Regions from separate parts of the Homo sapiens genome. Here all the other regions are linked to region 2. A link is a contact called in ENCODE Hi-C or POLR2A ChIA-PET data. All regions are on one chromosome and are shown on one strand. Each heading gives the region's core, a stretch centred on a gene start or an enhancer-like site at or near the end of the contact. The rest is flanking DNA. Distances are from core to core; before and after follow the strand shown. Region 1 holds the start of ZFYVE9 (zinc finger FYVE-type containing 9). Region 2 holds the start of NRDC (nardilysin convertase). Region 3 overlaps EPS15-AS1 (EPS15 antisense RNA 1).

The links. Hi-C counts contacts between places; a loop is a spot of excess contacts on that map. ChIA-PET counts read pairs that join two places held with the same protein, here RNA polymerase II (POLR2A). Pooled maps may share reads with other maps.
Region 1: a loop to region 2 is called in a map of dorsolateral prefrontal cortex, with 7 times the contacts of the local background. The contact joins the promoter of ZFYVE9 here to the promoter of NRDC in region 2. A Hi-C loop is called at or near these places in 1 of 168 maps with a recorded cell type or tissue (dorsolateral prefrontal cortex), 1 of 37 single-sample maps with no recorded cell type and 14 of 50 pooled maps. POLR2A ChIA-PET finds 5 or more read pairs at or near these places in 2 of 52 experiments (HEK293 and activated CD4-positive, alpha-beta T cell).
Region 3: a pooled map shows a loop between it and region 2 (2.2-fold over the local background). The contact joins the enhancer-like site here to the promoter of NRDC in region 2. A Hi-C loop is called at or near these places in 1 of 168 maps with a recorded cell type or tissue (CD4-positive, alpha-beta T cell) and 3 of 50 pooled maps. POLR2A ChIA-PET finds 5 or more read pairs at or near these places in 2 of 52 experiments (H1 and activated CD4-positive, alpha-beta T cell).

Annotation. Positions count from the first base shown.
Region 1 is chr1:52,139,844-52,144,373 of GRCh38, reverse strand. ZFYVE9 (zinc finger FYVE-type containing 9) reads right to left here and starts at 2,285. Exons shown (of 19, transcript NM_004799.4): 1 at 1,971-2,285. LOC107984956 (collagen alpha-2(I) chain-like) reads right to left here. Exons shown (of 5, transcript XM_047439476.1): 2 at 3,085-3,181; 3 at 2,893-2,939; 4 at 1,971-2,597. RefSeq lists a silencer at 1,626-2,485.
Region 2 is chr1:51,876,364-51,880,944 of GRCh38, reverse strand. It overlaps NRDC (nardilysin convertase), which reads left to right and starts at 2,218. Exons shown (of 31, transcript NM_001101662.2): 1 at 2,218-2,670. The coding sequence starts at 2,330. RefSeq lists silencers at 1-173, 2,131-2,180 and enhancers at 927-1,480, 1,871-2,050, 1,934-2,228, 3,897-4,428.
Region 3 is chr1:51,533,649-51,537,839 of GRCh38, reverse strand. All of the region lies in intron 1 of EPS15-AS1 (EPS15 antisense RNA 1), which reads right to left. It also overlaps a transcript of OSBPL9 not described here. Among named protein-coding and RNA genes, the nearest start is that of EPS15, 16 kb to the right of the region's middle. Within about 2 kb of position 2,628, at least 6 of the 41 ENCODE cell types and tissues checked have a DNase peak (open chromatin) inside an H3K27ac peak, as active enhancers do.

The sequences.
Region 1 (4,530 bases), core at 1,036-3,535, 260 kb before region 2:
CTAATGTTGGTGGTCTTGAGGGACACACTGAGAACTGTATTCAACTTTTTTTTTTTGAGATGGAGTCTCGCTCTGTTGCCCAGGCTAGAGTCAGTGGCCCAATCTTGGCTCACTGCAACGTCTGCCTCCCAGGTTCAAATGATTCTTGTGCCTCAGCCTCCCGAGTAGCTGGGGCTACAGGTGGGCACCACCATGCCAGCTAATTTTTGTATTTTTAGTAGAGACGGGGTTTCACCATATTGACCAGGCTGGTCTTGAACTTCTGACCTCATGATCCACCCGCCTCGGAGAGGGGCATCTTGCTTACGTTGCCCAAGCAGGACTGGAACTCCTAGGATCAAGGGGTCCTCCCCATTCAGCCTCCCTAGTAGGCCTAGCCATCACACTTTGCCTGAATTAGACTTTTAAAAATCGAGATTAACCTACCCAAATAACTGGTAATGAAGCCAATTTTTAAAAGAAATACTTAAAATCTGACAAAAACAATGCAAGGCTACAGCATCTAACACAGTAGGTCTTCAAAAACGTGTACCATGCCAAACTTTCTCCCTAGATGGAGACCCCATGCTGCATAGAAGGTTAAGTCAGGGATCTTTTAGGTAGTTACCCATATTCTTCTGTTTTAATTGATGAATTCAACATGGTTCCAATGTAATTTAGTAAAATATTTTTACAGGTCTTATACAAATGACAATGTAAAATGGAACAGTCAGATAATTTTAAACCTAATATACAGAAATAATAATTTTAAAAATCACTGTCAGTACGAGCCCATTATAAACCTGTACTGTTTACAATCTGTGAGATTATGGGTGATTTCTCCTATTATTAAATATTTATTAAGAGCCAACATGGTACCTTTCTATAATTCCCAAGTTTTCTACAATAAGCATATTTTTTCATGATTATAAAAGTTTTGCAAGTACCTATAAGTCTTATAACTTTCACATACATAACAGGAAAACAAGAATAACCTGTAATCACATTTCTCACAAAACATAAATATCTGACTTACGGTATCAAACTGTAATCAGTAGCATTTTCAACATTAATATCAGAACAAATCATTTTATTTCTAAAATTTAGCATGTATCCCATTTCCTTCAGGTATTTATTAGGGTAGCTGGCACTTAAAGAGGACTTAAAATCCTTTTGCCAACTATTCTCTGGATCTCTTTAAGTGGAACATTTTTGTACCGAACACTGAAGCATAAAAATATTTCTTCTGGCGGGGTGTGGGGGGCAGACCTTTGTAAAAGACGTTTTTATAACTGTGAGTGTTTATCTACAAAACTTAGCATCGCAAAGATGCGATGGGGCTTTCTCCAAGGCAGACCACGCTTAGAGGCAAGATATAATATAAAGAGGCAGGAATGAGCAACCGGCAGGTGATGAAATTTCACCTCAAATAAGACGCAAAAGGTTGTTCTCGAGCAAGCCAGATCCATGAATGACACTCCAGGAGTAGCAGGGGCTCTCTTGGTCCCGCACTCTCTGCACCCCCAATTCTCACCCTGGCCTTCCTCTCCTCCCCCTTTCCCCGCCACAACCGGGATTCTGAGGGACTCGGTATGGGACGCGTGGAAGCCAAAGCTTGTTTGCAAACAGGCGTCATCTGCCTCCCTCCGGGATGTACGTGCAGGGCCCGGGCTAAGAGGCTGCGCTCGGCCCGGGCCCATGCAAACCCGAAAGGCGGCCGTGCTCCTGCCGGCCCCCAGCTCCACACACCCGGCCGCGCCGGAACCGAGGCCGGAGCGAGGGCTTCCCAACGGCGCGGGGCCTAATCGCCCCCCACGGCCTTCAGCCTCCCGGGGGACGCGGGGAGAAAGGGCTGAGGCCCCAGGACCGCAGGGTGGGGGAGGCGACCGCAGTGGCAGGACGCCCCGTCCGCCCGGCCCGCGGTCTGCCGCCAGGGCCCCCACAGGCGGCGGGAGGCCGGCGAGCCCCGGACCACGCCGCGCCACACTCACCTCGAGCAGCGGCCGCCTCCGCTTCAGCATGGCCACGGGGGTCGTCCCTGAGCCGAAAGCCTCCTCCGGAGGGCACCGGCGCGGCCCCAGGCGCCGCCGCGAAACCTCCCACTCCTGTAGGAGCTGCGGTAGCCGCAGCTGCGGCTGCTACTGCTGCTAAGGCCCGGCACCCGCCCAGCCGCATCGGCGCCCGGGCCGCGGCAGCCACGCGGATCCCGGAGGAGCGCCGCCGAGCCGGGCCGGGGGCGCAAGGCTGCGGCGGGACGACCGAGGTGCGGCAGGCGGGGATCCTCAGCGAAGCCTCCAGCGTCGGGTGGCCGCTCCTGCCGCCGGCGCCGCTGGGCCACAGCGCCCCCTGGACCCCACGTCCGGCTACGGCGTCGGGACTGCGGCGGCCGCGCTGGGCACGAGCCGCAGGGAACGCTAAGGAGCGCGGCCTGGGGGCGGCGAGGGCCCCGTGCTCCCTGCGTAGCCCGCGGCCCGCGGCCGGCCCGGGACTCCGCTTCCCGGGAACCGGAAGCCCCTCAGTTCCCACCAACCCCTGGCGTTCCCCGCCCCCGCCAGACCCGAGCACCTTTTCGTTCTCTCCCGAAGATACGTGAACGTTCTTGTCACTCGGACCCGCACCTGAGAGCAGGAATATAAGGGAATCTCCGTTTGACTCTCACGGTTTCGGGGGTGGCAGGGAGACCCCCTTCTAATTCCTTTAATGCGTCTGGATGAAAGAAGAGTGACCCAGAACAAACCTTTTTTTCAAACATACACACTCGTCTCCCAAAACAGACGAAGGAATTGTCTTTGACCTTAACTTGTTTTTTTATCTACTGTGTAGATCATTAAGAAATTTTCTACAGATATCAACCAAACCCTTAACACCTAAACCACCACCCCCACAAAACAAAAATGAAAAAAAAATACATACATATATATATATGCCAAGCCAGAGAAGAGAATAGCCAACGGGTTGTCCTGAAATTCATAAACAACTTAAAGGTAAGCAAAGAATCACCCATCTTTTACTAACATCCTCTCCCTCCCAACCTCTTCTCTCCCACCTTTCCACCCCTCATCCCAGGCAAATCCTAGTAAGGCTCTGAAGGAAGGAAATTATTACACAGTGGGGGCTATGGAATCATTCTGTTTACAGATGCCCCATATTTGATCCCAGTCAGCCTCTAGGGTGCAAACATCAGAACCAAAAACAAACACGACTGTCAGAGGGGAAGTAGGGAAAGAAAATTCTCCAAATCCTCTGATCCCTAAATTTTCCAAATACACTTTTTTAACAGAGTGGTATACTAGAATGTGTAGTGATTTTGGTGTCAGACACATACCAACACTACCAGTTCCAGTTCTGTCATGTATATATAGCTTTATGACCCTGGGGAAGTTATGTAACATTTTTGAACTTCAGTTTTCTCCTGCCTGCCTTGCTGGTTGTTGAAGATTGGAGATAAAGAGACTGGCCCATAGAAGATACTTAATAAATGTTAGTTACAATTTTTATTGGTTCCAGTTCTTTTTCTTAGGCTCAATTTTGTACTCCTCTGTTTTTGTTTCTCATTCTCTCTCTCTCTCTCTCTCTCTCTGTGTGTGTGTATGTGTGTGTGTATGTGTGTGTGTAACTGTATTTCTGTCAAAAGATAGATGCTCCATTCTTCATCCTCCCTAGTCTGGGTGAAATTTCCCTAAATTTCACTAATGGGTTTATGTAACACCCCTCCATGGAAGAATAGAGCCTCATACACTGGATCCTATGACATTCTGTTGCACAGCAGATAGCAGCATGCAACCAGTATTTTTTATGTATAAAAAATGTTATAAGGCAATCTCACCTTACCTTAGGTTATGGCCTAATGATGATAAATAATAGAAACTACAAAAGGTCTCCAGGAATCATTCATTTAATAATTGAGCAGCCACCATGGAGAAGATGTCACCTAGTAGCTCTCTTAATGAAAGCTGTTCCTGCATAATCCTAAGTGTGCCTTTGCCACATACTCCTGAGTCACAAAAAAATCACTATGCCCTTTCTATAACAAGAGAAACTGGGGCTCAAAGGGAAACCATGATTCATCCTCGCAGTGATTCTATGAGTTAGGTCCTATGCTACCATTTTACATGTGAAATATATCCAACCTAAGGAAGAGCTGGAAGTAGACCCTGAGATTCCCTTCAGTCCCCAACCTGATGCCCCAACAGTCCTTTCAACAATATTAACAAAATGCTGTAAGGGTCATTTGTTGCTAAAAAATGTTTAGTCAAGGGAAAAGGGCCCTTCAACTGATTGAGATCATTAGCGCTGTAACCTAATATTAGCACTGTATTTTTCATGCCTAGATCACTGCCACCACAGGAAACCTGCATTTGTTTATGAATAATCATGCAACCCAGGGCATAGCTACTACATGAAGAAGATGATTCATTTGTTCCCAAGACCAGTTTCCTCTTGCTTCACACTTTCTCTCCTTGTTGCTGAAAGCAGCTGCCTTTATCATCACAACCTCCCCGCTGATCGGAGTAGTCCACTTTAAATCATTTCATCCTCTTCAATTTCATT
Region 2 (4,581 bases), core at 969-3,468:
GCATTTATTGTTTTTTGTATATGTGAGACAAAGTAGCAAACATAAGAAGCCATGTCTGCTCATTCTGTTTACCAGCAGAATTTCACAAACTCTCTTGCCAGCAGAATTTCACAGCCTCAGTGACTGCGCACAGCCCTCCAGAATACCCTGAAAATATGCAGGATAGAGCACAAGTTCCCATGTCTCTTGCCTGAATCACTGCATTTTTAGAAAAGATAAATCCAATGATGCTCGACCTTGCCTCTTCCTGTACATTTCTGACAGGATTAATGACTATGCCTCCATAATCTATAAACATGTGTACTCTTCCACCTAAACCTTCATGAGATTTTGCTCTAGTGTAACTCCTGAGTACATTTTTTCTTTTTTATTAGAGACAAGGTCTTGCTCTGTCACCAGGCTAGAGTGCAGAGGCACAATCATAGTTCACTGTAACCTCAAACTCAGGAGTCCCAGCAATCCTTTTAACTCTGCCTCTCCTGTAGCTAGGACTACAGGGATGTTCTACCACGCCTTGCTTTTTTATGTGTGTGTGGAGACAGAGTCTTGATATGTTACACAGGCTGGTTGTAAATGCCTGGCCTCAAGCAATCCTTCTGCCTCAGCCTCCTTAATCACTGGGATTACAGGCCCAGCCTTTCTGAGCACATTTGATTTAACTTCCAAGCACATGCAGAGCGGCCACCACCTGTATAGAAGCTGCGGGCTGAAACACTGCTTTGGAGCAGTCTAAAAAAAAAACTCTCTGACTCTCCCAGGTGGCAGTCCTCAATAAGACTTCTGAAGAAAGCTAACTTGAATTATTTAAAAGCCTGATTTACTTTAGTTTACATATTTTACAGTTCCTTCCCATTAGGATGCAAGCTCCCCCAAGGCAAGGCTTTAAATTTTTGTTGTCGTTGTTTAGACAGGGTCTCACTGTGTCAACCAGGCTGGAGTGCAGTGTTGCAATCACGGCTCACTGCAGCCTCGACCTCCTGGACTCAAGCGTTCCTCCTGCCTCAGCCTCCTGAGTAGCTGGGACCACATGCACGCATCACCAAGCCTGGCTAATTTTAAAAAAGAATTTTGTACAGACGGGGGTCTCACCATGTTGTCCAGGCTGGTACCAAATTCCCAGGCTCAAAGCAATCCTCCCGCTTCGGCCTCCCAAAGTACTAGGATTATAGGTGTGAGCTATCACTATCACGCCCAGCCTAAGGCAAGTTTTGTTTTGTTCATGGTTGTATTCCTTGCATTTGGAACTCAGAAGAGGCCTCGAAAACCTTGAAGATACAGTAACTATCAACACATCTCCCTGCTTCACGTCTTTCCCCGCTCATTCGTATGTATGAGCTATGATCTCTTACCCCATGGTGTCAGTATAGTGCATCTTACTAATTTCAGCTGCTTTTTAGCTTTCATTTATGTTTGTATTTCCGTCACATTTTACATTGCTAACCAAAGACCACTGCTAGCGGGAAAAACTGGGAAAGGAGACTTGAAGGCAGCAGACGCTGCAGCTGCTCGATAAAAATTGGCCGAATTTAACAGGAGGCTGGAGGAGCTAAAAAACGTTTTCACACAGAAGAGTTAGCACATCCAGACTGGTCTTTTTAGCACTTTCTTAGGGCTTGAGGATGAAACCCCACCACTGTCGGGCCGACTGTAGGGTAGAGAAGAGCCAATTAGTATTTGCGGCGCTCGGGAGCAGCGTCCATCCGGCGGGTGTAGGAAAATACTTCCGGCGTTCTGGTTTTTTATGTGCTGAGTCACAGCCGAAGGCTCGCCCCGGGTCTGAGGAGTAGGGTACCCAAACTATGACACGAATGGGAAAATTTAAAACTTTGGAATTAATTCTCTGCACTCGTTTCTCAGTTTTCTCATTAGGGGAATATTTTTCTTTGACACGCGGAGCACTACTCAGTGGTTTCCACAAAACACACTCGTACGTCATAAACGCGCCGGGGGCCCTTCTCCCGTCGTCCTCCGCGCCACTCTCTCCGCTTCTTCTCCCTCGCCCCGCCCACTTTGGGTTTCGAAATGTTCGCTGGCTGTTCCGAGAATCAGTCCGGGTCACGTTGGTGCCTCTCCTTTCCTGTTCTGATTGGTTGCTTACGTGAGCGTGACTACTTTCTTGCCTCATGATTGGCTGAAATCAGTAGCGTCATCGGCGGCCGGGAGGGCGGAGGGACGAGGGAAGTCGGCGAGAGGGAGACTGGGTTGGGGGAGGGGTTCAGGCCTGTTCCCCGCGGCTGCGGCAGCACCAGGGCCGGCCGCCACCGCCTCTAGAACGCGGAGGAGGTGGGTCCTGGGAAGCGGGATGTCCATCGCTCCAGCTTGGTGGTGAATGCTGAGGAGAGTCACTGTTGCTGCAGTCTGTGCCACCCGGAGGAAGTTGTGTGAGGCCGGGCGGGAGCTCGCGGCGCTCTGGGGAATCGAAACGCGGGGTCGGTGCGAAGACTCTGCTGCTGCCAGACCCTTTCCTATTCTGGCCATGCCTGGAAGGAACAAGGCGAAGTCTACCTGCAGCTGCCCTGACCTGCAGCCCAATGGACAGGATCTGGGCGAGAACAGCCGGGTTGCCCGTCTAGGAGCGGATGAATCTGAGGAAGAGGGACGGAGGGGGTCTCTCAGTAATGCTGGGGACCCTGAGATCGTCAAGTCTCCCAGCGACCCCAAGCAATACCGGTGAGGGAGGAGGCTTGCAATGGGGAGGCGAACAGTGTGCCGGCTTCTCTGTCGGTGCCGCCGTCACTTCTTGTCTCCATGTCTCCCAATGGAGCAACAGGGCACACTTTCCACCCCAAATGCTTCCTTGGGTGGAGGTGGCAAGCGTGATTAGAGGCTTCCCTGTGGTGTCAGCTGGGCAAGTGGGAGATCTTGGGTTGTAAGACGTCAGAATGGGAGAAGCTTTTCGAGTCATTTGAATACAGTCGCTAAAGCAAGAATGAAGGTTTCTTTGAGGAACGCAGCCTGAATGGTGAGGGAGTCTTGGTATTATGTTACCAGGAAAGGTTGACGGAGTTGGATACTTTAATTTGGAGGACAGGATATTTAAGGGGCATATTATCACTATCCAAAATATTTGAGGGACACTTAAGTGATAGGTGAAACTAGTGGACGAAAGTTACCAGAGGATGGTGTGGCTTCAGTAAAGTAACTTTGCATCATATTTGGCCTAAGTTGAAGTGACTTGTTTCCATGGGTAGTTCTCCATTACCAAAACGGTTGGGCGACCTCGTCCAGGAATATATTAGAGAGGGCTTAGGTCTCAGTTGGGTGAGTTGTAAGGTTTCTTCTAACCTTGAAATTCTCTACTTTTGGTTTGTACAGGAGTTCTCTAAACATTTCTAATAATTGGTGATTCAGTCCCCACCTGAGTATTTTCCTTCAGAGGTAGCTTATTTCATGGAGTATCATGACTATGATGTATCTTGCGTGTGTGTGTGTGCGTGTGTGTTTTAATAAGAGTCTGGGTCTTGCGATGTTGCCCAGGCTAATTTCAAACTCCTGGGCTTAGGGAATCCTCCTGTCTTGGCCTCCCAAAGTACTGGGATTACAGGCGTGAGCCACTGTGCCAGGCCTGGACTTTGATGTATTTTAAATAGAGTTCATATTGTCCAATAACTTCGTTGAACAGGTTGAGGAAATTGAGACCCAAAGAGTTTGCTTCTTGCTCTGAATCACACAGCTAAATAATAACAGAGCTGGTATGATGACCCCTACTATCTGACACCAAATTCAGTGTATCATTTGCTGATTTCCTTTTTTTTTTTGAAACGGAGTCTTGCTGTGTCACCAGGCTGGAGTGCAGTGGCGCGATCTTGGCTCACTGCAACCTCCGCCTCCCGGGTTCAAGCGATTCTCCTGCCTCAGCCTCCCCAGTAGCTGGGACTACAGGTGCTCGCCACCACGCCCGGCTAATTTTTTGTATTTTTAGTGGAGACGGGGTTTCACCATATTGGCCAGGATGGTTTCGATCTCTTGACCTTGTGATCCGCCCGCCTCTTCTCCCAAAGTGCTGGGGTTACAGGCGTGAGCCACCCCGCCCAGCCCGTTTGCCGATTTTTTACAAATTTCTTGCTTATGTGAATTGAAAGCTGAAGGATTCTAGTTCTAAATTTGTTATAAGCCCCTACAGCGTTAGCGCAAGAAACAACCTTATAGATAATCTTTTCCACTTCCCACCACACCTCTTTGACAGATGACACTTAGCTCCAAGTTCAGGACCAACCTAATTTCTCCTTTCACTTCAAGTCTAGATATATTTTCTCCAGGCTGCCAGAGTCAAGAGATCTTTATAAATGAGCTAAATTTTCTTTCTCATCAAAGATGTGATTGTACAGGTTGAGTATCCCTAATCCAAAAATCCAGAATGCTCGGAAATCCAAAACTTTATGAGCGCCAACATGACACCACAAGTGAAAAATTCCACACTTGGCACCTTTGCTTTTTGATGGTTGGTTCATGTACACAAACTTTGTTTCATGCACAAAATTATTAAAAATATTGTATAAAATTATCTTCAGGTTATGTGTATAAGGTATATATGAACCATAAATGAATTTTGTATTTATACTGCATCCCATCCCCAAGATA
Region 3 (4,191 bases), core at 1,379-3,878, 340 kb after region 2:
GCTGGGTGCAGTGGCTCATGCTTGTAATCCCAGCACTTTGGGAGGCCAAAGTAGGAGGTTCACTTGAGGCCAGGAGATTGAGACCAGCCTGGGCAACATAGTGAGACCCCATCTCTATAAAGAATTTAAAAATATTAGCTGAGTGTAGTGGCGTGTAGTCCTAGCCTATTCCAGGGGCTGAGGTGATCTCAGGAGTTCATATCTGCAGTGAGCTATGATAGCATCACTGCACTCCAGTCTGGGCAACAGAGTGAGACCCTGTCTCTGTTAAAAATAATTATAATAATAATTAAACAAAATTAGGTTACTATTTTTCCCCTTTGGCTCTGTTTACTAAAATGGCCTAGAAGCAATTACACTCCAATAGGAATGAGCACATCTGATGCCCAAATCTTGGTTTCTAAATACCATTCCCCACTAAAGAGTAGCTCTTTGGAGAAATGGCTGATTTTCAGGACTAGGCAGTGAAAGTACAAGATAAGCCTGGAACATCTTATTATGCCAGAAAGCAAGGAGGTGTTAAAAAAAAGTGATGAAGACATGTCAAAAGGACACAGGAGCTAGTTTGAAGAGGCTCTCATTGGCCAAACCTGGGACAAGTTGAACATTTAAAAAATAATAAGGGTAATGTTTATAACTCATTAAATAAATTAAGAATACATTAGTTTATACTCATGATAATAATTAGAGAGAAGGAAACCTTCTTGCTTACAGTAGAATGCCAACTAAAAAATGTAGATGGAATGATAGAAGTAGAAAATCACCAGTTTGCAACTATCACAGTAATTGATTCAGACAAGAATTATCAATGAGTGTTGAAACCATTGGGCAAAAGTTTGAAGAGGAACAGGATATTTACATAGTTTCAAAGTCCCTCTCTACAGATTACCATTACTTACACAGGAAAAAATACTCTACAGTGAAGAAATCTGGTAGATACCACCTTAATCCGCTGATCAAAGTGAACACCATCAATAATGGGACCAAGTGACACCACGTTTCTCCCCATATGATGCACTGAGAAGGACACAACATCATATAACTAGGATTTCTTCCTGGAAAAATATGTAAATCCCTTCATGAGAAAACATGAGACAAAGCCAAACAGGGGGAGACACTACAGAACACCTGGCCAGTACTCTTTAAAAATGTGAATATCGTGAATAATAGTGAAAGACTGGGGAACTATTCTAGATTAAAGGACACTAAAGAGTTATAACAGGCTAGGTGTGGTGGCTCACACCTGAAATTCCAGCACTTTGGGAAGCAGAGACAGGAAGATCACTTTGAGGCTGAGAATTATAGGCCAGTCTGGGCAACATAACGAGACCCCACCTCTACAAAAATAATTTTTTAAAAAATTAGCCAGGCATAGTGGTGCGTGCCTGCGGTACTAGCTAGCTAGTCTGGAAGCAGGGGTGGGAGGATCGCTTGAGCCCAGGAATTCAAGGTTGTAAGTGAGCTGTAATTGAACCACTGCCCTCCAGCCTGGGTGACAGAGCGCGATCCTGTTTCTAAAAAATAATAATTAAAAGAAAAAAAACCTTTTTAAAAGTCATGACAGTTAAGTATAATGCATTACCTGGATCAGGCACTGGATCAGAACCTGATGGGGGAAAATACTGCTATATAGGACATTATCAGGCCAATTAGTGAAATTTGAGTATGGACTGTATATAAGCACTATGTCAATTTAAAATTTCTGGATTTGATTGTCATACTGAGTGGGTATGTAGGTATATAAGAGAATGTCCTTTTCTCAGAAAATACACATTGAAATATTTAAGGTATTAGGGGTAACTACTGCAATTCAAATGGCTCAGGAAAAAATATACATATCCATGTATATGCATGTAGGCATATGCCCACACATGAGAACTTCTGGGGCATCTGGGAATTCTTTGTAATATTTCTGCAGCTCTTCTGCAAGTTTGAGATTATTTCAAAGTAAAAAGTTAAAAAATAAAGTGTAAAGGTGGGCACGGTGGTTCATGCCTGTAATCCCAGCACTTTGGTAGACAAGGGCGGCGGGGTGGGGGGTTAACATTTGAGGTCAAGAGTTCGAGACCAGCCTGGCCAACATGGTGAAACTCTGTCTCTACTAAAAATATAAAAATTAGCCAGGTGTGGTGGCATCCTCCTATAGTCCCAGCTACTTGGGAGGCTGAGGCAGGAGAATCACTTGAACCCATAGGCAGAGGCTGAAATGAGCCAACATCAGCCCAATGCACTCCAGCCTGGGCGACAGAGTGAGATTATTATTTTGTTTTTAAAAAAAAATAAAAAGTAATAATAATAATAAAGCATAGATGAAGAAATAGAAACAGTATGGAGATAACTCTTTAGAAAATTTCACTGTGAATGGGAGCAGAGAAATGGAGCCAAAAATAGAGTCAGGGTCATAAGATAGCTCTTTAAAGACAGAAGAAACTAGGTTTGTTCACTGATCAGAGAACCAAGGTGGACTTCAGTCTCTCCCTTTCAAGACGAGGGGCTTAGATCAGACATCCTGTAAGGGCCTTTCCACCTCAGGCCCTTTGTGACTCTATGACTCTCCTACCCTCTCCTAGATGCCTAGAGTTCTTCTGAAAACATGTTTTATTCCTTAAACTGCAACCAGGAAAAGACATTTGGGCCACCACCACTTGAGGGCAGTAGAAAATGATGCTGCACGCAATTTGGTGGTTTTATTGTTTTGGCTGCTGGAAGAAAACAAAGGCCTTCACATGATTTACCCTCAAATGTCTTAGGGCAAATAAAGGTCCCGTGAACACACCACTTTTTCCAAATGTTTTAAACAAGAAAAGCCCAAGATAAGTTATAACAGGGGGTTGAGGAGTAAGAGGGTGAGAGGGTCTCACATCTTGAAAAAAGCTGGCACATACTGTAAGTTTAATAAAGAATAACTGATAACAGAAAAATTAGAGCCTGTCAGAATTGAAAGGGATCCTAGAGGAGGATGAATAGAGCCCCTTCGTTTTATAGGCAGGACCCTGGGTCCAGAGGAGAGAAGGGGCTTGCCCAAAGACACAGTGACATGGTAGAGAAATTAATGGTTTCAATACTTATCTGGCTAGCCTGTGAAGAGAGAGATTCTGATATTTTCAAATGACATAATAAACGTCACTTGCAAAAAGCGTGGCCCCATCACTGGTATTGGTACTGAGTTCTGAAAACACTGTGACAACACAGTTGTGAGGCTGTGTCTCTTGTGGCTTCCTCTCCCTGGGAGGATCTGACTGTTCACCTTTAATTCTTATCCACTTCAACGGGTCTGAATGCCCTGGACAGCATAGTTCTGATCCTATCCAACCCACTCCTCACCCCTTTCTGAGAGGAGCTTCAGACTGCTGAGGGATCTTAGACTTTCCTACCAACATCAGGGGATGAAGTTGAAGGCCATTTGGAAAAAAAAGTGAATGAGCATGTGACAGAACATTATTTGGAAAGAAACAACATTATCATTGCCATAGAGGGGAGATGATCTTAAAAAGACAATCAGAAAATCCAAAGCATAAAACTTCCCTAATATGACTTAAGGACATGATGGAGAATAAAATTACTAGACTGTTCAAAACAAAAAAACCAGTATGACTTCATAACATGATAAACAGCTGGGAGCATTTTTTTTTTTTTGAGATGTAGTCTCACTCTATCGCCCAGGCTGGAGTGCAGTGGCACGATCTCAGCTCACTGCAAACTCCTCCTCCCGGGTTCAAGTGATTCTTGTGCCTCAGCCTCCTGAGTAGCTGGGACTACAGCATGTGCCACCACTCCCCGCTAGTTTTTATATTTTTAGTAGAGATGGGGTTTCACCATGTTGGTCAGGCTAGTCTCGAACTCCTGACCTCATGATCCACCTGCCTCGGCCTCCCAAAGTGCTGGGATTACACGTGTGAGCCACTGCGCCCAGTCAGCATCAATTATTTAGAATAATAACCTCTAACCCCTAACCTCAGTATTATCTATTCCTCTGCAAAAAAAAAAAAAAAAAGAAAGAAAAAAGAAAAAACAAAAGAAAAAAAAATGCCCAGGCATTAGCCTGGCATTCAAAAATCCCTTGCCTGTTCCAGATAATTTTCTAGTCTCATGTCCTGCCATAGCTCCCACCCTGCACTCCAACCTCTGTTTTCTGAGCACTCATTGCAATGGTGTAACTGTGAACATTTATTCAGGCCATGTGCTGCATTT